Linked DNA regions of Mus musculus: all the other regions are linked to region 3. The links are chromatin loops, found by intact Hi-C in ENCODE. Cell type or tissue: gastrocnemius. All regions are shown on one strand. Links, peaks and the distances in the headings refer to the core of each region. The heading gives the core; the rest is flanking DNA.

Region 1 (7,777 bases), core at 2,054-6,053, 140 kb before region 3:
CTTATCCAAAATGGAAGTTTTATTCAACATGGCTTCAGTTTGGTTCCTTCTTCAACCTGATCAGTTCGCTGGGTTTTGCCTTAGGTAGATCAGTGGTACTCTAAAGTACTGCAACGTCGAAGATACGAAACCCTGTGCTACAATGGAATTTTCAGCAATAAAAAGCAAATGAAATCATCACAGAGCCCAACACACGGGGGAAGTAAAAGCAGCTTAGATAATTTGGGGAGACTGAACAGCTAGTAGGAACCAGCCTGGGCTACTTATGTGTTAGGAAACAGATATATACACTTGCCAAGGCAGTGTCCTGCTTGTAAGAAGATTGTGCTGTGAAGCAAAGTTCTAGTCCCTGAGTAAGACGCCAGTAGAACTCCATTCCTAGAATTCCACAAATGGGAGAGCAAGGAGTTATCTTGCCAGAAACTCACAGCTTCTTGTTATTAGTCTGGGATTGCTTACCAAAGAGAATATGCATTTAATTTTTTGATAGCTAATATCAAATACACTTTTATAATGGTTGTTCCAATGTACAGTCCTATCAGGAGAATATGGGATATGAACTCTTGTATCCTAACAACTTTGCCTACAAAGAACATCCACAAAGTTTTACCAGTGTATGCATTTTGTTTGTTTTGTTGTTTATGGTGGAGATCAAATCCAAGACCTGAGGCATCCTAGGCAAGTGCTCTAGTCCTGAGAGATCTGTAAACCGTGTATTTTATCCAGTGATAATGGAAGATGAGCATCTGCTCAGGTTCCCTTTCTCTGAACTACGCACTTACATATCTTGCTCACTTTTCCTTTTGTTTTAGCAGGCTTTGTTGTTGTTGTTGAGTGAGTGAGTATGTTTTGCATGTGTGTGCATATGCATTAAATACATATTCTATTATAAAGTATAAGTTGACTTCAGCAAATTTCAAAGAAAAACACCAGAAAATAGTTCTAACTAATAACTTTATTGTTAAGACAGTCACAACACTCTCTTCTCTCTCTCTTCTCTCTCTCTCTTTCTCTCTCTCTCTCTCTATATATATATATATTAAAAAAAAACTAAGTGCTGAGATGATCTAAGAAGCTTGCTGGAAATCAGCAACTTAAAGATTATAAGAAATATTGCTCACAGGATAAAAATTGTAAATAGATTTGAATAAAGAATATATAGTAAGTTATAAGTTAATCGTTATAAGAAAAATAAAATAATGTATCTTTTAAACAAGTGGCTGGAGAAAAGTGAAAAGAGAAAATTAATTAAAAAGAAAAAAATCCAACCCCTGCAAAGGGCAAGTACTAAATGCTTGGCTGAAGAGATGACTGAATAGACAAAGTACTTGCCATGCAAGCTTGTACACAAGATTTTGGATTCCCAGACCCCATCTAAGTGCTGGGTTTGTGTGGCAGCCACTCACAATCCCAGTATCTTGGGAAGCAGAGAATGGCTCCTTTTTAACAAGCCAGCTAGCTGTATTAACAGGAAGCTGTGAGCTCCAGGTTCTGCAAGAAATACTGTACTGCCTCAAAAAATAAAATAGAAGAGATCAAGGAACATACCCAACATCAACTTCATGCCTCCACATGCATACATGTGCACATGCATCTATCTGTGCCACAAATATGCCCTACCCTGTATGTACAAACATGCAAATAGTCACGCAAATAAAATACAACATATTAGACGTTGTAGGTCACTGGCAGACACTGTAAACATGTATATTATGGTAGAAAAACCTAAATACCTTCAATCCACAGTTACAACTTCCTACTGAAAGCCAGACACTTTTCTAGGTACTAAGGGCAGAGCAGGAAAATATCTGCCTTCTGGAAGCATCTATCCTTTTGGTGAGAAACACAATATACCAGATAACTGGGTACATCACATGATACAAAGAAAGGGATAAACAACAGGACAAGAAGAACAGTAGCTCTGTTAAAGATGGAAGATGGCCAAGAAAGATATTACTCCAAAACGCAGGGGAAGAGGTGAGACACTGAACTATGACCATACAGACCATTCAGGCAAAGAAACTGAAAATCTTATTATCTTAGAAGTTACAATGTGTTTGAGGGTAGATAATGGTGCAATTAAAAAGTCAGCAATCAGCCAAACAGTGGTGGAACACGCCTTTAAGCACTTGGGAGGCAGAGGCAGGTGGATTTCTGAGTTCGAGGCCAGCCTGGTGGTCTATAGAGTGAGTTCCAGGACAGTCAGGCCTACACAGAGAAACCCTGTCTCTAAAAAATAAATAAATAAATAAAATAAATATATATATACACACACACATATATATATATATTTATGTAGAGAGAGAGAGAGAGATCAGCAATTGGCAGATCAAGGATGATGCAGGGCCAGGTCAGTTAGGACTCTGCAGAGTAAAACCGCAAAGGAATGAGATTATCTTACTTTCTTAAAACGATTCCTGTAGATTCTGTGATGCTAACTGACAAGAAGAAACTGTGACTAGTAGTTAGGGACAGTAATCTTATGAGAGACACTGCTATTTTTTTTAAACAGGTGAGTGTTGTTGAGAAATGGCTTGATGATTTGGACATATTTTGACTGTCAGAGAATTAGCTGTTATGAATACACAAAAATGCTGAGTCATAATGACTCTGAAGGTTTGGGCTGAACAAGTGTCTCAGTAGACAACTGAGATAAATACAATAGGCCAGTAAGTCACATGGCAAAGTCCTGCCAGACCCACAGGCTTATAATTGCAACTACTCTGGGGCTGAGGTAGGAAAATCAAATATTAAAGATCAGCACAGACAAGACCCTACCATGGCTGGGGGTAGAGTTTAGTGGTAGAGCAGTAACCTAGTATAAGGGAGGCCCCAGGACAAGAAAAGGAAAGGAAAGGAAAGGAAAGGAAAGGAAAGGAAAGGAAAGGAAAGGAAAGGAAAGGAAAGGAAAGGGAAAAAGAAAAAGAAGAGGAGGAAGAAAGGAGAAAACGACTAATTCTCTTTAGGGGAGTAATAGGAAGTGTACTAGTTTCGCATCAATTTGCTTTCTGTGGTCTCCTTTAACAAAAGCAAGTCAAAAGCCATTCTGGGGAGACTGATGACACTGGTAACCAAAGGTGGAGTAGGTATTGCCTTCAATATTAAAAGAAGCCAACTTCTAGCGAATCTGATTCTTTTACACTGTGACCCAATTATGAACAAAGAAAAAGTCCCCTTCATGGAACAACACAGAACACCACACTCCTCCTCAATGATGCACTGAAAATGAATCTGATTACAAATGAGGTGGATGAGGTAGGGGTAGCAATTCAGAAACCCTGCAGCAGGAAATAAACAAGGAGGAAATGGTCTGGCATGACGGACTCCAGTGGTCTCAAGGCCACTGTGGAAGAACTTTCTCTAAATCAGGGCAGATCTGGATCAGTACCTTAAACCTCTGAATATTTTTATAGACCCTAATAAAAACTATGATTTATAAAATTGTCTGCATTGGGCTGTGGTGGCCCACATCTTTAAGCCCAGAACTCTAGAGGCAGAGAGGGGAAGTTCCAAACCAACTTGGTCTACACACTAAGCTTCCAAACAGCCAGGACTATATAAAGATACCTCTAAAACCAAACCAAAACAAACAAAAGTTCCAGGTAGTGTTTACAACATCACCCGTAACATGAGTACATAGAAAAATTAAAACTAGGGCTGGAGAGATGGCTCAGTGGTTAAGACAACTAGCTACTCCTCCAGTGAACCCAGGTTCAAAACCCTGCATTCACATGGCAGCCCAAGACTATTTGTAACTCCAGTCTCAGGAGATCCAATGCCCTGTTCTGGCCTCCTGGTGCACTGCATACATGTGGTGCACATACATACCTTATATATAAAATACCCATACAGATAAAATAAAAATTAATCTTAAAAAAGAAAATTTAAAAGTAATGACATATGGGGCTGGAGAGATGGCTCAGCGGTTAAGAGCACTGACTGCTCTTCCAGAGATCCTGAGTTCAAATCCCAGCAACCACATGGTGGCTCACAACCATCCGTAACAATATCTGGCGCCCTCTTCTGGAGTGTCTGAAGACAGCTACAGTGTACTTACATATAATAAATAAATTTAAAAAGTAATGACATAAAAAGATAGTAGAAAACCTCAATGGATAGTGGACCTGGCTAACTTTCACACCAGACAAGAGAGCAGTCTTCTTATTAGCATTTATAGACCCTGTTGTCTCAACAAGCCTGTTTCTTTGGGGATGACTAAATCACACCCTAATCTTGGATTCAACTACAGCTCACAGACCAATCCCCAAATGGTAGTAAACTCTGTAAAAAATGTTATTCTGGGTCGGGCGGTGGTGGCGCACGCCTTTAATCCCAGCACTCGGGAGGCAGAGGCAGGCGGATTTCTGAGTTCAAGGCCAGCCTGGTCTACAGAGTGATTTCCAGGACAGGCAGGGATACACAGAGAAACCCTGTCTGGAAAAAAACCAAAAACCAAAAACCAAAAAAAAAAAAAACAAAAAACCTGTTATTCTGAAGGCGTGGTGAATCACAAATGTAGTCTCAGCACTCTGAGGCTGGAGGATTGCCACGGGTTCAAGGTCATCCTGCTCTAAATGTGAGTTCTGCTTCTAACAGTGAATCCTTGTTTTAAAAATTCGTAAATTTATTGATTGCCAGACTTGCTGGCTAGTACACTGAGAGGCTAAAGCAAAGCAAAAGTGTTGATGATAGTTTGAGGCCAGCCTCAGATTATTTCCCAAACCGCCTTGGATTACAGAATGAGACCCTCTCTCAAAAAGAAAAAAGAATTCTGAAATCCTGCCCGGAGAGATCTGGTCTCCCAGGAGAGCTGTTACTCCTTAGTTCACAGACGAGGCGAACACTTTTGCTGCAATAACTGCCAAAGAGGGAACTGCCAGGAGATCCGAGAGCTCAGGAACCACAAAACAAGATCCTTCTGGTCTCCATCTGCACCGGGAAGTTAGCCCTGTGGCACAGCTCTCCAGGACCAAATACCTAAACATAGTAACAGCAATCTACAGCAAACCAGTAGCCAGCATCAAACTAAATGGAGAGAAACTTGAAGCAATCCCACTAAAACCAGGGACGAGACAAGGCTGCCCACTCTCTCCCTACCTACTCAATATAGTATTCAAAGTCCTAGCCAGAGCAATTAATCCACAAAAGGAGGTCAAAGGGACACAATTTGGAAATGAAGAAGTCAAAATATCACTACTTGCAGATGATATGAGACTATATATAAGTGACCCCCAAAATTCCACCAGAGAACTCCTAAACTTCCTCTACTCGAAGGATAAACAGGATGAGGAAAAAAAAATAGGGAAACAACACCCTTCACAATAGTCACAAATAATATAGAATACCTTGGTGTGACGCTAAACAAACAAGTGAAAGGTCTGTATAACTGAAGATCTCAGAAGATGGAAAGATCTCCTATGTGCGTGGATTGGCAGGATTGATATAGTAAAAATGGCTATCTTGCAGAAAGCAATCTATAGATTCAATGCAATCCCCATCGAAATTCCAAATCAATTCTTTATAGAGTTAGAAAGAACAATTTGCAAATTCATTTGGAATAACCAAAAATCCAGGATATTGAAATAACAATAAAAGAACTTCTGGGGGAATCACCATCCATGGCCTCACGCTGTACTACAGAGCAATAGTGGTAAAAAGTGCATAGTATTAGTACTGAGACAGGCAGGAAGAGCAAAGGAATAGAATTGAAGACCTGTGGGAAGCCACATGTGCCGTTGCTGAGTGGCACTGACTACTGCTGGCCACCACGCATAAGATTGGACAAACAACCAACGTGTACATATGCAGTAAAGTTTTTTGCAAAGACACTGCCTGGCCCGGGCATGATAATGAGGTTCTGTAAGGTACTGAGAGTATAACCAATTAGATGTGAGACATGCAAATGAGGTATGATAATGAGGTTCTGTAAGGTACTGAGAGAGAGGAGCCAATCAGATGAGGAACATGCAAATGAGGCTTAGTGCATAACCAATCCGGGTGTGAGACACGCCTCTCCTAGGCCTATAAAAGCAGCACCAGTTCTGGGCTCGGGGTCTTTTCGCCTCTACAATCAATCTCTCCCAATAAACGTGTGCAGAAGGATCCTGTTGTAACATCATTCTTCCTGGCCAGTCGAGCACGCGCAAGAAAGACCCAGAAATGAACCCACACACCTATGGTCACTTGATCTTTGACAAAGGAGCTAAAACCATTCAGTGGGAAAAAGACAGCATTTTCAACAAATGCTGCTGGTTCAATTAGTGGTTGACATGTAGAAGAATGCAAATTGATCTATTCTTACCTCCCTGTACAAAGCTCAAGTCCAAGTGGATCAAGGACCTTCATATAAAACCAGATAAACTTAATCTAGTAGAAGAGAAAGTGGGAAAGAGCCTCGAACACATGGGCACAGGGGAAATTTTCCTGAACAGAACACCAATGACTCAAGCTCTAAGATCAACAATTAACAAAAGTGACCTCATAAAACCGAAAAGCTTCTGAAGGCAAAGGACACTGCCATCAGGACACAACGGCAACCTACATATCAGGAAAAGATCTTTATCAATCCTATATCTGATAGAAGGCTAATATCTAATATATACAAGGAACTCAAGAAGTTAGACTCCAGAGAACCAAATAACCCTATTAGAAATGGGGTACAGAGCTAAAGAAAGAATTCTCAATTGAGGAATCCTGAATGCCCAGGAAGCGCCTAAAGAAATGTTCAACATCCTTAGTCATAGGGAAATCAAATCAAAATGACCCTGAGATTCCACCTCACACCAGTCAGAATGGCTAAGATCAAAAACTCAGGTGACAGCAGATGTGGAGAAAGAGGAACACACATTTTCATTGTTTGTGAGACTGCAAGTTGGTACAACCACTCTGGAAATCAGTCTAGAGGTTTGTAAGAAAATTGGACATAGTACTATTTGAGGACCCAGTTATACTACTCCTGGGCATATACACAAAAGATGCTCCAACATATAACAAGGACACATGCTCCACTCTGTTCATTGCAGCCTTATTTATAATAGCCAGAAGCTGGAAAGAACTCAGATGTCCTTCAACAGAGAAACTGATACAGAAAATGAGGTACATTTACACAATGGGGTACTACTCAGCTATTAAAACAATGACTTCATGAAATTCTTAGGCAAGTGAATGAACTAGAAAATATCCTGAGTGAGATAAGTCAGTCACTAAGGTGGATGGCAAGAAGTGTGCAGACTGTAGCCTGATATAGCTGTTTCTAGAGAGGCGCTTCCAGAGCCTAACAAATACAGAGGCAGCTGCTAGCAGCCAACCATTGAACTGAGCACAAGATCCCTAACGGAGGAGTTAGAGAAAAAAAGACTGATGGAGCTGAAGGGGTTTGCAACGCACAGGAAGAACAATATCAACCAACCAGACCCTGCAGAGCTCCCAGGAACTAAACCATCAACCAAAGAGTACACATGAAGGGACTCATGGTTCCAGCCCCATATGTAGCAAAGGATGGCCTTGTTGAACATCAATGGGAGGTGAGGTCCTTGGCCCTGTGAAGGCTCGATGCCCCAGTGTAGGCGACTGCCAGGGCGGCGAGGTGGGAGTGGACGGGTGGGTGGGGAGCACCCTCAAAGAAGCAGGGGAAGGAAGGATGAAATAGAGGGATTCCGGAGGGGAAACCGGGAAAGGGGATAACATTTTAAATGTAAATAAAATATCCCCCTCAAAAAAAGGGAAAAAAATCTGAATACTCCTCTCTGCCCTCCCACCACCCTCCACCGCTGTCCAC
Region 2 (7,777 bases), core at 2,054-6,053, 110 kb before region 3:
TCTTGTCTAAAGAACTGCAGGGACATAAATAGAGAAGAGCATGAGGGAAAGGAGGTACAGTGACAGGTCCAAATGGGATCCAGCTCAAGGGGAGGCCTCTAGGGCTGACACTATTACTGATGCTATGGTGTACTTACAGAAGGAGCCTAGCATGGCCGCCCTCAGAGACACCCAACAAGCAGCTGAAAGAGACAGAAGCAGATATACCCAAACAATGGACAGAAGCTGGGGATCCCTGTGGTTGAATTAGGGAAAAGCTGGAAGAAGCTGAGGAGGGAGGGTAACCTTATAGGAAGACCAGCCGGCTCAACTAACCTGGACCCCAAACTCTCAGACACTGAGCCACAAACCAGGCAGCATACACCAGCTGATATGAGCACCCTGACACATATACAGCAAAGGACTGCCTGATCTGGAATCATTGAGAGAGGACGCAGGCACCTAACCGTGGAGAGACCTGAGGTCTCTCCCAGGGAGTGGGGAGGTCTGGTAAAGTTGGGGTGGGGGAATAGGGTCATCCACATGGAGATGGGGGTGGTGGTGGTAGAGCAGGTATGGGATGAGGTACATGGACATGTTGCTTGGTTCTTAGAGGTGAACAATAAAGAAGATGCAAAGAAGGAAGGAGGCAGATAATGTTGGTAACATCATTCTGGAAGAAGATTGTTAAAAAAAAAATTTTTTTTTTTTTTTTGGTTTTGGGTAAAGTCCAAAGGCTAGCAGCCATCTCTTCTCAACTAGAGTGGTAGCAAGAAGCCAGCTGCTATCTTGTTTGCATCCTGGAAAACACATTTGACCTAACTTATAATAATGAGGTCACTTTTCAAGAATTTGCCTCTTAGTCGACAGCAAGTGACAGTCTGCACAGAAATTAAGAGTCCTTTAAATTCTGAAGTTTTCTTAATCTTTCCTATTTCTCTACCAGTGATGAATTAAACACTCTTCCCTTTGCTCACTCACATTAACAATACTCATGTGAGTCATTAATGTTCTTTCCCCCAAAATATTTACACATAGTATTATCAGTGGAGGGGTAAACATGAGAACTCAATGTTTGTGAATACTGAGAAACAATGTTTGGTATTTTTTTTCTTAAGAGCCTAAGGCAGTTTGAGTTCTATACACTCTTGAAAAATTTTTTTTTTTTTTAAATCCACAACTGTCAATTTATCACAGTTAGACTTTTCGGCTTCTCGTGTACTAGACTTAAATTTAAGAGGTAATAATGGCTGAGGGGCACAAGCTCAGTTTTATATGGAGTCACTACAGAATGTCTCTGAATCTGACACCATTTTCCCACTTTCAAAATGAAAAGCTCGTAGCAATTTGTTCAAAGAGTAGATTAGTATTTATGCAAACAGATTGTTTCCACTGTAGAAATGCAATTGTAGCTGCCTCTCTAATTGTCCTCTATATACTTTTTTCTTGAGACAGGGTCTATGTGGCCTAAGCTAGCCTGGAACTCATACTGTAGATCAGGCTGGTCTTAGCACTTGTCACCACCACAATGCTAAGCATTTCCTCTTCTTTTGGGTGCGTTATCATTTTAGCAATTCAAGTTAGGAATCCAAGATATCCTATTGTTCACTGGGCCATTGGACCAGATAAAAACTGTTTTTAATTTTTTTTTTTTTCCTTTTTTGAAGACAGGGTCATCCTGTTTCAGTCTCCAGGGTACTGGATCAAAATTCCTACCTCACCTCTCTGGGCCTCAGTTCTTCCTACTGGGAAGTCTTTTTCCTGAAACAGGTTTCCTTTCCTTTAGGGACTTCCCTTAGTAACTCTGGCTGGCTTCTTGAGTCAAGCTTAGTTCTCACACTCTCAGGAAAACCTTTCTATACCTCTCGAAGCCAAAGGTCCTCCTATCAGGTTTCATTTTGACTAGACTTCCGTTCAGGAAGTTATACATCCCCTCTTTCCACATGAGGACTTCTAACATCTCAGAGGGTGAACTCTGAGCATCAAACATTCATACAATATTGAAAATTTCATGCAAAGTATCTCTCTCTCTTTTTAAAATAGGCCGGCTCTGGCTTGAGACTAGCGACACAGATATGGGTCACCGAGCTCAGCTGTTAGGCGCATAGCAAGAACCTTTGACTCCAAGCCCCGGGGGGCGATGGCTCTGAAGGAAAAGAAAGGGCTCCACACAGGCATAGCTGTAATAAGCTCGCAGGCGGGCTTCTTCCCTGCGCTGCACCGGTGGCCCTTCCACTCTTTCCGAGCTCCTCTGCCTCCCCTCATCCCAGCACCCGGCCGGCAGTCACTCCGAGCCGGGTCAGCATCCGGGTCCTCTCTCCCTCCTTACTGCTTCCTCCTCCGTACCGCCCCCTCCCCCGCTCCCCATCCGGGTCCCCCCTGCCACCGCGCTGTTGCTCACGGTTCCACGATGATCTCAGACTTGAAGCCGCCGCCGGTACGAGACTAGCAGTGCCCACATCGACTTCTCAATTTATTGTTCTGACTGCGGCTCTTCAAGAGGCTTCCTTGGAGCCCTCCCACTATTTCACACAGAAATCTCTGCCCTCCTCAGCGGCCAGCGACGCCGCAGCACTCAGTGCAAGAAAATACGCCATCCCTATCACACTGCGCAGGCGTCGTATGCCACCTCCCCTCTGCCTCATGGCCGCGCCTCCTTCCCCTCCCCTCTCTCGTCGAACGCAGGCAAGTGGGCATTGCGGTCTTGGTAGTTCTAATGTCCGTCAGTTTACCGATTGGCCTAGAAGACTGGACTACAATTCCCAGAAAGTATTGAGGGATAACTTTCTGTTTCCATAGAACTGGTGGGTAAATGGCGTCGTTGTTTGCATCGCTCAAACCAATAGAAACTTGGAAGAGGCGGGCTCCAAAGAATCCTACCCAATCCTAGGTCGTCTGAGAGGCATCCGGGAAAGAGGTAGGGGAGGGGCAAAGGGCCGAGGGGAGGGGAGAAGGGGCAGGGGGGCCAGAGAGGGGGGAAAGCGATGTTTGCCCGTCAGTCGAGTCCGGAGTGAGGAGCTCGGGCGCTGGAGCGGAGGGAGAGTCTCGAGCCGCAGTTTGCCGCCGCGACGGCCACCGCCTGGACTTCTGCCCGGAGGGAGCCGCTGAAGGTCGGCCGCCGTGTTCCTCTGGAGGGCTGTGAGACCGGGGCCCGGACCTCCGTCCGAGAGGGATTTTTTTGTCGCCCCCCTCCCCCCGCGAGGGAGCCGGAGCGGCCGCCAAACAAAGGTACCAGTCGCCGCCACGGGAGGAGGAGGAGTCGGAGCCGGAGTCCCGGCCGCCGGCGGACCCGCAGCTCCTTCGCTCTCTCTCCCCACAGGCCTGCTGGTGTTGGGGGTGGGGGGAGGCGGATCAGGGGGCTCTGGCCGCAGGGCTCAGACCTCGTCTGTGCCCGAGGTAGGGACATTCTTTTCTATGGGGGAAGCTCCGGGCCGGGCCGCGCATCGGGGCAGATGGCAACGGGGCTGAGTCGGCGCTCGCAGCGGGGCCTCGGCCTCCTGGGACCCCCGCCCCCCGCCGCGCCGAGCCGGAGCCGCCCTACCCGGGCCGCACCGTGGGCCCGGCGGCCTCGGGCCGCCGTGCTGGGAGCTGGATGTCCTCGGTGCCCGGTCCCGGCTCCCACTTGTGGGCCTTGGCTCGGGCGGGACGCGGGCGGACGCTGTGGGGCCGAGCCTCCGCAGCCCAAGGGCCCGCCGGTTCACCGAGGGCTCAGTCCGGGGGCTCCGGGCATCGCGGTTCCGTAGGCTTGGACGGTCGCAGCCGCGCTTCAGGCCGCGCCGGACCCTGGGCTTGTTGTGAGTTTTCTTCTGACAGAAATGGCGTCATCGTGGAGGACGGGGGAAAAGTCCGTGGAGTCGCGACAATGGGGCGGCGGGCGGTGGGGGCGGTAGGGGCGGTGGGATGGCGCGTGCCTGCTCGGGGCTCCTGGCCCCGCTCGGTGCCGCCCCCGCCCCTACGGCCTGGGGCGGGGGTGGTGGTGGTGCCGGTGGTGCTGACCCGGTGTCTTTGTTTCCCCTCCAGGTGCAGGTGAAGCTGGTGTCGCCGTGGGGATCGCGGCCCCAGAGTCACCATGAAGGTAAGGCGTCACTTAGCCAGTTTGAGTGGCTTTCGAATTCAGGAAGTGTCGGGGCTGTAGCAGGCCTGCGAGTTTTGCAGAGGCAGGTGTGTGTGTGTGTGTGTGTGTGTGTGTGTGTGGAGTGGCTCGGTGTGGAGCTTTCCCTGACAGGGTCAGCTGGAGCGAACATCCACAGGCTGTGTGTTTCGAAGTTATGGAGTCAGTTAGGAGATAACCTCACCCAAGCTGTTCAGGTTTCCCAAACAGAACAGCACCTTTTGCATGGAGCCGAAGGAACAACTGCACACATTAAAGCGTCTTAAATCGTAAAACGGAAAGCTGGTCTAGTAACCTGAATATTGAAACTGTAGTGGGTCTCTCTCTCTGTTCAATGATGAAAGGAAATGTCATTTGATTATGTGACCGGGACCGTAAATTTTAAGCAGAAAGCAAAATACTGAAGATGTTTAAAGCAGTTTGGTGCTCCTTCCCTAAAGAAACCCGAGTTGGCCTGCTGTGCCTTGTATTTCTAGGGACTTAGGTTTCTGTATGGTTTCTTTTTCTCACTGTTGGTGTACTGATCTTGGAGTTGACTCTTTTAAGATATGTTGTGTGTAATGGGCAGGTTGTACTGAAGTAAACATGTTGACCACAGAATAGCTTCTAAGAAATGTGTCTAAGAAGTAGTCTGTGTATTGATGGAATAAATCACAGCTGTTTTAGTTTTTTTTTTTTTTTCATATTGGTATGAAAAGCTTTAGGTATCTGAAAATATCTAGATTTAACTGTTGGAACTTTGATACTGGAAAATTTTTCTTTAAAATCTACTACAAATTCAGATATGCTTGGAAAGCGTGTGTATTGAAGTGTTAGAATGTAAATGACATCTACTTTTGACAGTTCTTTTGGGATTCTTTTTTTTTTTTAATTTAATTAATTTTTTTTTAAATTTTAATTAATCCAGTGAGGATTGCTTTTGTAGGACTGCATCCAGGTACAGTTTCAAAAGCTTCTGTTTGTAGACTACAAATGCTGTTGCCACTTTGTGTTTGTCTCTTGTACAAAGCAGTTTAGACCCTTTTAAAGGTTTTTTTTTTTTTTTTTTTTTTTTTTTTTTTTTTTTTTTTCCTCTTTTTGAGTTTGGGGCTCTGTAGAGGCTTGGCTTTTATTTTCTAAGTTCCTGTCTTTCATATGAATGAAAATGTAACCAGTGTTGTATGAGAGGTGGAACCTTTTTGTTTGTCACAGATGTACAACCTGTATGAAATAGTGAAAAGTGAGTGTCTTAGGGCAAAGTGAAGTTTTTAGGGAAAGCATATATCTGTCTTGTTGTTGGGTATGACTGGAGGAAAGCTTTAGGTTAACTGATAAATGTATACTGCACAATACATTTGGAAGCTGAATACATTTGGAATAAATGTTGTAATCTGTTAGTTCCTGTTGTGATGTCTGGCACATCTTAAATTCTCAGTAAATGTTTGTCTGAAAGGGAGGTACTGAGTTGAAGATGTCAATATGTTTTTGTTTTTCTTAATTTTCATTTTCTGTGTAAAAAAAACTTTTCTTTTTGAAGAGAAAAAAAGGAAGGAAGGAAGTAGGTAGGTAAGTCAGGTGTGAGGGTGCGTGACTGTTTCCACTTCCCATTGGTGGAAGGAGGATCAGTAGTTCAAGGACAGCCTGGGTTAGAGGCTAGCCTGGTCTACATATTGAGTTGGAGGGCAACAAGTCTACAGGAAACTGTTGTCCCCAACAAATAATCAAAATAACAATTAAAAATAAATATGTTGGAAACTTTAGCCTTAAAAGTTTCATGGTTTTAAACAAATTCTACTTTTGTGTGTATCTGTAACTGCTTTTAATATAAAGGTACTTTTTACTAGTAATGTTTAAAACAGTTGTTAAACTTTCAACTTTATAAAGAAACTTTCTAATTTTAGCTTAGGAAGTTTGGGGTAATCTATTCTTACTAATCTCTAGTACTAAAATATTGCCCCCAAGGGCTGGAGAGGTAGCTCAGTGGTTAAGAACCTACTGCTCTTTGTAGATAGGAGTTGGGTTCCCAGCACCTATAACTCCAGCTTTAAGAGATCTAACCTCCTCTCACCTCCACTTCTTGCAGCATTTATTTACATAGTCTCACACACACACATAAGTAAAAATAATAAACATAAATCTTAAAAAAAGAAGTTTCCACTAGGTGTAATGGCACACCCCTTTAATTGTCAGCACTCAGGAGGTAGAGGCTACAGACCTTAGTGGGTTTGAGGCCAGACTAAGCTGCATAGTGAGACTGTCAAAGAAAAAAAATAAAATGAAGGAAAGCTGTTTGGTGTTGAGTATATCAGGCTCAATTTTGTGTGTGAAAACAGTTTTATGTAGCTTGTGTACGTGTGTGTGTGTGTGTGTGTGTGTGTGTGTGTATGTGTGTAAATGACATTTGAGCTACAGAGTGATTTTATGCTGTCTGTTAAATCTTATCAAACAAATTTTACTTTGAAGCAAGTTTTAAGTTTGAATTATTTGTCTTAACTACTAATGTCACTAAGAATTTTATTGTGTCAGTATATTGAGATAATGATAAGCTTTTGTCTTAAAGTCATTAAATGTAGAAAAGTCTAAATGTAGAAAAGCAGTTTCCCTATTGTACAACCTTCAAAAACCAATTTACACAAAGCATAGTTATGACTAGTGTGTCTGTCTGGAGATCTTGTAGTCTGTGAGAACTGTGTCTTGTCACATAAAAGCAGTCTGCTTTGGGATTTGTGCTGCCGTCGCTGTGGACACTGCTGTTGGGTAGAGGTTGCTGGTGTCATGTTTTTTTCTTTTCTGACAAAATATTAACATTTATTTATTTGTGTGTGTGTATACACTTGAATGAGGTCATAGAACAACTTATGGAAGTCTCTTTCCACCAAACAGGTCCTCAGGATTGGACTCAGGCCATAAGGCCGTATAGTAAGGGCCTTTACCTGCTGACCATCTCAATAATCCTCATGTTTTTCATACTTTGGTTGGTGGAATGTTTTAGCATCAGTGGTGATATATTAGGAGGTAGGCTATAGAAGTTCATAAATGCTTTTTACAGTTAACTGTGTCAGATTGATTCCTAGTTTTCTTTCTTAAGTCTGTTTCTGCTTTTTATATTGTGCATGTTACCAACATTCTTACTATATTGCAGTAAGTTGTGGAGTGAATTGGCCAGGTGGCTTAGACATTATAATGTTCAGGGAATGAGTGATTTAGGTGCTGTTTCATGTATATTATTTCTCTCAGTGAGTACTGGCCTGGACCATGTAAACACACTGATTGGCTATAAGTGCCCTCTTTTTAGTTCTGGGTATGCATGGATACTTTTTCTCTTCCTCTTTTCCCTTTCTTTGCTTCCTTTTCTGCTTTGGCATTTTTTTTTTTTTTTCTTTTAAATAAATCATTTAAGAACTGCTTTGGTGTGGCAGCCAGTGTGACTGAGTAGCATCAGCAGTTTGGCTTGCTCTCAATGTAGTAGAAGACACAGAACACTAAAGCACTTTCTGGAGTATTTGTTCCACCCTGTGATTATTACAGGATGTGCTGTGAAAGGACAGCTAAGTGAAAGCCACGGGAAGTTTTCTGATGTGGTTCATACCTGCTGAATGGTAAAGATTTTGCCAGCCAAAGAAAGGGAAAAGTATTTCAGATACAAGGAGACAGACACTGGATGGAAAGGAACAACATGGGTGGTGCGTCTGGAAACTAAAATTTGTT
Region 3 (7,777 bases), core at 1,346-5,345:
GAGTACAATTTCTGAAACTTAATCAATTATTTGAAAAACTCAACTTTGGGGATATACATTTTGCAATTAGTGCCACACAGCTCTTAACCATTTGCAGTGGTCTGAGCTTGGTCTGTACTTGGCCAGGGTGTTTTCTCGACCCTACCTGTTACCTCTCTAGCTATCGACAGACACTAGCATTAGAATCCTTAGGAAATACTATTGTTAGAATGACTATACTGTTTTGTTGAGCTTCTTGTGACAAAATTTAAATACAAGAATGCTGTCATAGTCATGTTTCTGTCCATCTGCAGTTATATTTTTTGAGGGTGGTGGTGGTGAAGATAAGTCTTATGTAGCATAGGCTGGCCTTGAACTTCCTGATTAGGTGAGGGTGACCTTATTTATCCTCCTGTTTCGTGTCCTAAGTGCTGTACCATAATGCTTGACTGTCTCCCCTCCCCTCCCCTCCCCTCCCCTCCCCTCCCCTCCCCTCCCCTCCCCTCCCCTCCCCTCCCCTCCTTTTCTTTTCTTTTTGGTGGGGGTGGTGTGGTTTGGTTTGGTTTTCGAGACAGGATTTCTCCCTATAGCTCCCGCTGTTCTGGAACTCTGTGTAGACCAGGCTGGTCTTGAACTCATAAAAATCGGCCTGCTTTTGCCTACTGAGTGCTGGATTTAAAGGCATGTGCCACCACTGCCAGGCTGCTATTTATTCTTGATTTTGATGAATAGCATTCATGTCATTTTATGGATTTACTAGTAAGAGAAACTTGTAGCTTTCTCTGGTGAGAACAAGTACTCAGCGGTCTCTGAATGGTTTCCTTTAGCTATGTGTCAGTATTTTAAATAAAATATGTTGTCAATAATTTTTAAATAATTACTTAGTACCATTTTAGAATTTTGGTATTTAACTTAATAGCTAATTATTTGGGGTGTTTCTTTGTAATAACCTTTACATTTATTTCAGATAGTTTTAAAGAATTGTGTCAACTTGGTTTTACTCTGAACATTTGTTTTTGCTTTGTTTGCTCTGCTTTGCTTTAAGACAGGGTCCCACTCTGTATACCTGGCTGGCCTGGAACTCGCTGGGTATCCCAGGCTGGCTTAAACTCACAGAGATCTTGTCTATCTATGCCTCCTAAATGCTGGAATTAAAGGCGTGGACCACCATGTCCAGCTGTTCTGACAGTATTTTTAAAACACCTGTTTCTGTGTGCTTTTTTTTTTTTTTTTTTTTTTTTTAGCTAAAGGTATGGCTGGGTATATATTACTATGTGCATAAAGTATTTTTTTGAAAGCTGGGTTTCAGAAGATCTGTCGAAGTGGGCATAATAACCATTTTATAGACCAACGGTCTGCTGCTTTATTATCACCAAATGATTTGCCAACACAGCCAAACAAAAGTCAGAAAGCTTTTCAGAGCTTGTAGTTTTCTCTGGTGAGAGCAAGTAGTCAGCTGTCTCTGAATGGTTTCCTTTTGCAATGTGTCAGTATTGTCAACATATTAAAAAGGTCACATCCGACATGACGTCTTCTTTCAAAAGGTTCGTATCATTACCGTGCAATTACTATTTTGCATTGTCTTCTAGGTTAAATTGTATGCTCCTTGCAGATAAGTGCTACATTGTAACTTTATGCTGAATGCATTGATATGTATTGAATAAATACGCTTTTCTATATAATTTTGACCATTTTTTTCAGGCCACAAGACATGTGAATCTTTTATATTAAGTACTTTTAGTATGTGTCTTCTCAGATTAGGCATTTGTATTTGCCTAGCAGTTTAGATGTATATCAGATGCTTATCAAGGTTCTATGTACAAAATTATTATATAATTACTAATAATGGAATTGGAAAGCTGAGGCTAACCAGTCCTTCTTTTTCTTCCTTTTTTGGTAGTACTAAGGCTCAATTCTAGAGCCTTGCTTATACTGACAAAGTGTTTAACCCCTGAACTATACTGCTTAATTAAAACAATCAGGCCTAATTTGTTTACTATTTGTTTTAACTTTTTAAATATGTTCTTGAATAGGAAAAACACAAGACAACAAAAGTCCTCTTCGCTTCTGTCCTGTCTTTTCTTGCAATGAAGAGGCCATTGTTGTTCCTTGGTACTTTTTAGTAAAGGTAAAGGCAGATGGGTGTGTGAGCCATCCAGTCAGTCTCTCTGCTTTCATATAGCCATAAGACTGTGCTTGAACCTCAACATCATGAAGCATGCTGACTGATGAACAGGAATACAGTAATTTGACAGGGTTCATCTGAACAACTGTTACATAGAGTTGCTGTTGTAATCCTAGTGTTCTCTGCTCAGTGGAGATCCATATTCGAATGCATATCCTTGATTCCTTGTATTGTGATTCTCTTCTAAAGTCACTATGACATTTTCACCCATACTTTGTTCTTACTGGTATTACTCTTCCATTCTCCCCCTTATCCTGTCTCTTCCTTCTCTTTCTCATGTTGCTCCCCATTAAGATATATGCTCATGATTACCATTCCAGTTTCATGATCTACACTCACAACTCTACATACATCTATCTAAAACTTAAAGTCTAGAGTCTGCATATTTGAGAAACCACGAAGTTGTTTTTTGTTTTGTTTTGTTTTTCTGAACCGCTCTTATTTCATTTACCATAATGATTTCTGGTTATCCATTTTCCAGCATGTGTAATGATTTTATTTTTATTTATAGCTTGATAAAATTTCATTACACACACACACACACACACACACACATATATATATATATATATATATATATATATATATATAAAAAATGTATGTCACATTTTCATCATCCATTCACCTGTTAATGGATAATTAGGTTGCTCCCATTTCCTAATTATTTTGAATGGTTGGTATCCTATGTGATTTTTTTTTTTTTTTTAGCCTATTTTTTTCTTCACTCTTTTCATGTGTCTGTGTGTATGTATGTGAATGCAGATGCCCTTGGACTCTGTCTATGTACCTCTTATTTGCTGAGCTATCTTCCAGTTCCCTCCTATTGATTCTTAAAACAATAAATAACTCGGGGGAGCCCTCCTGTACAGGGAGAATCATGATAGTCAAGAGGATAAGGCTGTTATACACTTGCAGTATATTCTTTTATTCTTATTTGTTAATGTTGGTGTTTTCTGAGACAGAGTCTCTCTCTGTATCCATACTAGCTCAGAGCTCTTTATTTTCCTGTTTTGGCCTCCTAGGTGATAGATTATAGGTGTTCTTTAATGTGTTCAGCTCCAACATTCAGGTATTTTTTGTTTTTGATACAGGGTTTCACTATGTAGCGCTTAGCTTGCCTGAAACTCAATTTGTAGACCAGAGTGACCTTAAACTCAACAGAGATCTACCCACCTTTGCCTCCCCCTTGTGTTGAGATTAAAGACATGCATCACAATATCCAGCAATTCTAGTATCCTTTAAAGTTGTATTTTGAGGGATGAATAAATGTTCTATCTAATAAGGTATCTCAGTGGGAAAAAAATTAAAAATATTTTGCTTTTCTATTTCTTTTTTTTAATATTTATTTATTTATTTATTTATTTATTTATATGTAAGTACACTGTAGCTGTCTTCAGACACTCCAGAAGAGGACATCAGATTTTGTTACAGGTGGTTGTGAGCCACCATGTGGTTGGTGGGATTTGAACTCAGGACCAATTGGGACTCTTAACCGCTGAGCCATCTCACCAGCTCCTGCTTTTCTATTTCTTAGTTGAAATTTTTCTCATTTTTGCCACTTCTTTTTAAAAACATTGGGCTTTTTGTAGTGTTAGAAGATATTTGAATTCTCAATAATCTCTACACCAGAGTGAAAAGCAGGAAGGTCAGGAATCAAGGTCAGTCTCGGCTACATAGCAAATTCTGGCTAGTCCACACTACATTGAAACAGTGTCTCAGTGCAAAACTGATATTCAGAGCAGGTTCCCAGACAACCAGGGCTACACAGAATGAAGCAAAACAAAGAAAAGATATTTGAACTGGAACTCAATTTCCTGTTTTCTGTCTGCACCAAATATCCACTTCCATTATCTTTAAAATGAGTGTATTTTTGTCTCTTTTTAGCATATATTAGTAATAGTATCTATAAGTCTTAATTTCATGTAGCCTAAGCAGAGTGCACTGCAGCTTTTGTTGTAGGTCTGAGTACCTTTCACTTAGTTGGTCTTCCCATTGCCGTCTGATAAGGATGTTACTGCTGCTTAACCTCTTTCACATACGCATGGAGGGCTTTGACATCATTGCTGGCTTGAGTTTGGTTCTACTTTTAAATTTATTTATTATTCGCGAGGAGTATGTTTGCGGGATGTGCATGCCACAGTGTGCATGTAAAAGTTAAAGGACAACAATTTGGAGCTATTTCTCTCATTCCACATTTACTGGGTTCTAGAGGTGGAACTCAAAGTTTTCAGTCTGCATGGCAAGTATTTTTACTTGCTGAGCCATCTTTCTGGCCCCTTGTGACAGGATTTTGCTGTGTTGCCCAGGGTGGCCTTGAATTCCTAGGCTCAAATGATTCTCCTCCTCTCAGGTATCTGAAACTCTAGGTACATCTAGAATCCTATTCATTCTTATAAAACTGTGATATCTCTAGGAAATGTTAGACTGGGGAGCTGGTACTCTACCACTCAGGGATCCTTTGTCCCTAAATGGCTTTCTTAAGCATAATGCAGTGTTTTGATGCTGCTGTGATAGGCAAAAATGTACTGTAATGCTAAGTGTATACTACTGTATCAGGCTAAGTACCAAAGGAAAAGCAATACTTGGTTTGCAGCTTTCTCAGGTATTATACATTTGAGCCTTAAAACACATATATGGCATGTGGGTTTAGTTTTCATTTACTAATGTGTTAGACTGCTGATGTTGTGAATGGTTCAATCAGTGGGACACTTATAGAGACACTGATATGTGTCCAGAATGCATCCTATAACTCATTATCTCTTTTATGGCCACCATCAGGTTTAGCCAGGAGGAGTCTTGGTGTGCTACAATGTGGAGCTGAGTCAGCAGTTTCATACTGGCCTGTGAAACACTCGCCTGAGGGTTGCTTTAGATGCTTGTAGGACTTCTGTTTGTCATAACGTGAAAACATGTTTAATCAAATGATGACTTGTATAATTAAATTTTTCCCTCCAGGAGGGTGGTTGCTTTTTGAGATTGGGTCGCTCTTTGTAACCCAGACTGTCTGTAATTCACATCTGTAGCCAGGCTGGCCTGAAGCTCCTGAAACTCTTCCGTTAGCCTCTCAAGGCCTGATTCATCACAGCTTGTTAATTTAGTTCTTGATTTGGGACCATTGTTACTTCACTATAAATGCTTGTAATAATGAAGACATTTTAATCTTAAACCTTATTTTCAGGATTTTGTGTTTGTTATTAAAGACTGGAGTCATAGCTTAGGATATGCAAGTCTATAGTTTTTAATCTCCAGTACTGCAGGCAGATAAATAAACAAATGACAAATAGTCATTCTTTTATGGGTATAGCTTTGAAACAGAGAATGACTGAATTACTTTCTAATTTTTTTAAGTCTTGTTTATTTATCATGTATATAGCATTCTACCTGCATGTGTACCTGTAGGCCAGAGGAGGTCACAGATCTCATTATAGATGATTGTTAGCCACCATGTAGTTGCTGGGAATTGAACTAAGGACCTCTGGAAGGCACAGTGCTCTTAACCTACAAGACTTCTTCTCTCCAGCCGCCTCTAATGTTTTTTTCCTAGCTTTTTTTTTAAAGGAAAAAAGTACTCTTTTTTTTTTTAATAGTTTAATGTAGTCAGTAGTATTTTGCACCTTGCAAAATCCTGAACTTTGAACATTGAATTGAGACGTCATCATAGCTCTGTTGACCCTTCAATGTTTGTAACTATATGAAAGAAGCTTTTTAGGGCACAGAAAACTTAGGGCAGATGAATGTTTTTCTAGCATTTTCTGAGCAGCGCCTCCCTGCCCCAGGGTTATTTGCATTCTCTAAATAGCAATAGGAGGCTTTCTATCAGAGTGTTACTTAACTATAGCATGCTATCTTGGTAGGTTTAGAGGGGAAAATTCCTACCCATTGCTTAAACGCAAAACAAATGTGTAGAAAAGATTATAATTTTTCAGTATTTACTGTGCATGATTGGTTTGAGTGGAGGAGTAGTGAACCTAGAGGGTTTAGGAGGGTTTGGTTCATTCGGTAGTGACCATGGGACAGTCAGTTTGACTCTCTTTGATGTCTTGATTGCATACTCATCAGATCTCTAAGAGCCTTGGAAGTTGTAAATATTTTAGTTTCTATGTGAATGTAGTATAGTTCCTTCAGTGGCTTATAGTTTACATATTTATGCTCATTTCTCTTAATTTTAGATATGATGAATGGATTAAAGCAGATAAAATAGTAAGACCTGCTGATAAAAATGTACCAAAGATCAAACATCGGAAGAAAATAAAGGTAAAGTCTTGATTTTTGCTATGTACCATGAGCTGTTAAGTAAATACTTTTTCCACCCTCCACTTCCACCCCCACCCCACCCCAAGGCAATTAAAATACATGTGTGGGCATGGGCTAATGCTGATATTATCATCTCTTTTAAATAACACTTAATATTTTACCAAATATTGGATTTGCTCTAATTACTTTTGTCACTTGTGGAAAGGTTTTAGAAAAGTGCTAAGTAACCATATAGGTGGAACAACATTATGAACTAACCAGTACCCCGGAGCTCTTGACTCTAGCTGCATATGTATCAAAAGATGGCCTAGTCGGCCATCACTGGAAAGAGAGGCCCATTGGACATGCAAACTGTATATGCCCCAGTACAGGGGAACACCAGGGCCAAAAAAATGGGAATGAGTGGGTAGGGAAGTGGGGGGGAGGGTATGGGAGACTTTTGGGATAGCATTGGAAATGTAATTGAGGAAAATATGTAATAAAAAATATTAATTAAAAAAAAAAAAAAGAAAAGTGCCCTTTCAGTCTCAACATTGTATAAAGCCGTGCCACCAAATTGCATTTCTCTAGTTAAGTCTTTTCCTGTCTTTTGTAGTTCCCAACTAGGAGCCATCAAGCATTTTGGGTAGGGGATGTAAGTAGATTTAAGGTGAAAAGATGGTCTGGAGACCGAGGAGAGTATCTCTTCATCTCTGTATGACGGGATACGGCCTCAGAATGTTTTCAGTACGCTCCTTACCACACACTCAATAGCTAATACAGGATTTCAGCTCTCAGTTGCAAAATTGTACCACTCTGCATGATAGAATAAAAAAACCAGATCATTAATATGGTTTTGAAATTTTTAAAAATCATTTTAAATCACTTTTAATTGTGTCTAGTTGACATGCTTATTAATAATTCTGAAACTCAGTCTCCTTATTCCAGGAAAGAACTGTTATGTCCTGTTTAGGGACCCCTTTGTGGTCTTAGATGATGAATGCTTTTATTACTGTATTGAGTCTGTTTTAAGTTTCTAGTACAGTAATCCAATACCTAAATCTCAGGATTTCTTAAACTCTTTACATACTCACTGTTGATCCTATTGGAAAATATGTAAACTGTGCTATACTTAGCATTGTTTTTAGTAATGGAAGAATATTTGTTTAAATATTTGTTAAAAATCCAATGTCTTTGTATAAAGCAAGCTTTAGCATTTCTAAGTAGGAGAAGCAATGTTTGAATTACACATAAGAAATGTTCTCTGAATATCTCTGTTCACATCTTTATACTAACTCAAGCATGTTAAAATTCTTGCTCATAAGAAAAGAGACTTGTGAATTAGAAATTAGCAGATTCTAAAAGGTTTCTTATATATTA

The links. A loop is a pair of places that touch in the nucleus more often than their neighbours do. Peaks named below come from ENCODE experiments on the same cell type or tissue, not always from the same donor. Only the 100,000 strongest peaks of a DNase experiment are listed, where the experiment ranks them.
Region 1: it touches region 3 in a loop (2.3-fold over the local background); 3 of 42 quality-filtered maps call a loop at or near these places.
Region 2: a loop joins it to region 3, with 4 times the contacts of the local background. A loop is called at or near these places in 11 of 42 quality-filtered maps.

What each region holds. Positions count from the first base shown.
Region 1 is chr13:14,031,523-14,039,299 of GRCm38, forward strand. The region is part of intron 1 of Tbce (tubulin-specific chaperone E); the gene reads right to left. Among named protein-coding and RNA genes, the nearest start is that of Tbce, 4.2 kb to the right of the region's middle. In gastrocnemius, for the core only: a CTCF peak has its summit at 4,056 (motif pointing left); no DNase peak of the experiment used is centred there; H3K27ac peaks cover 1,980 bases.
Region 2 is chr13:14,060,826-14,068,602 of GRCm38, forward strand. It overlaps Ggps1 (geranylgeranyl diphosphate synthase 1), which reads right to left and starts at 2,663. Exons shown (of 4, transcript NM_010282.3): 1 at 2,381-2,663. It overlaps Arid4b (AT rich interactive domain 4B (RBP1-like)), which reads left to right and starts at 2,959. Exons shown (of 24, transcript NM_194262.2): 1 at 2,959-3,207; 2 at 4,000-4,054. The coding sequence starts at 4,049. In gastrocnemius, for the core only: no CTCF peak of the experiment used is centred there; DNase peaks (open chromatin) are centred at 2,339, 2,643, 2,935 and 3,681; H3K4me3 peaks cover 2,912 bases; H3K27ac peaks cover 2,457 bases.
Region 3 is chr13:14,174,887-14,182,663 of GRCm38, forward strand. It overlaps Arid4b (AT rich interactive domain 4B (RBP1-like)), which reads left to right. Exons shown (of 24, transcript NM_194262.2): 18 at 6,334-6,418. Among named protein-coding and RNA genes, the nearest start is that of Gm26129, 91 kb to the left of the region's middle. In gastrocnemius, for the core only: a CTCF peak has its summit at 3,351 (motif pointing left); no DNase peak of the experiment used is centred there.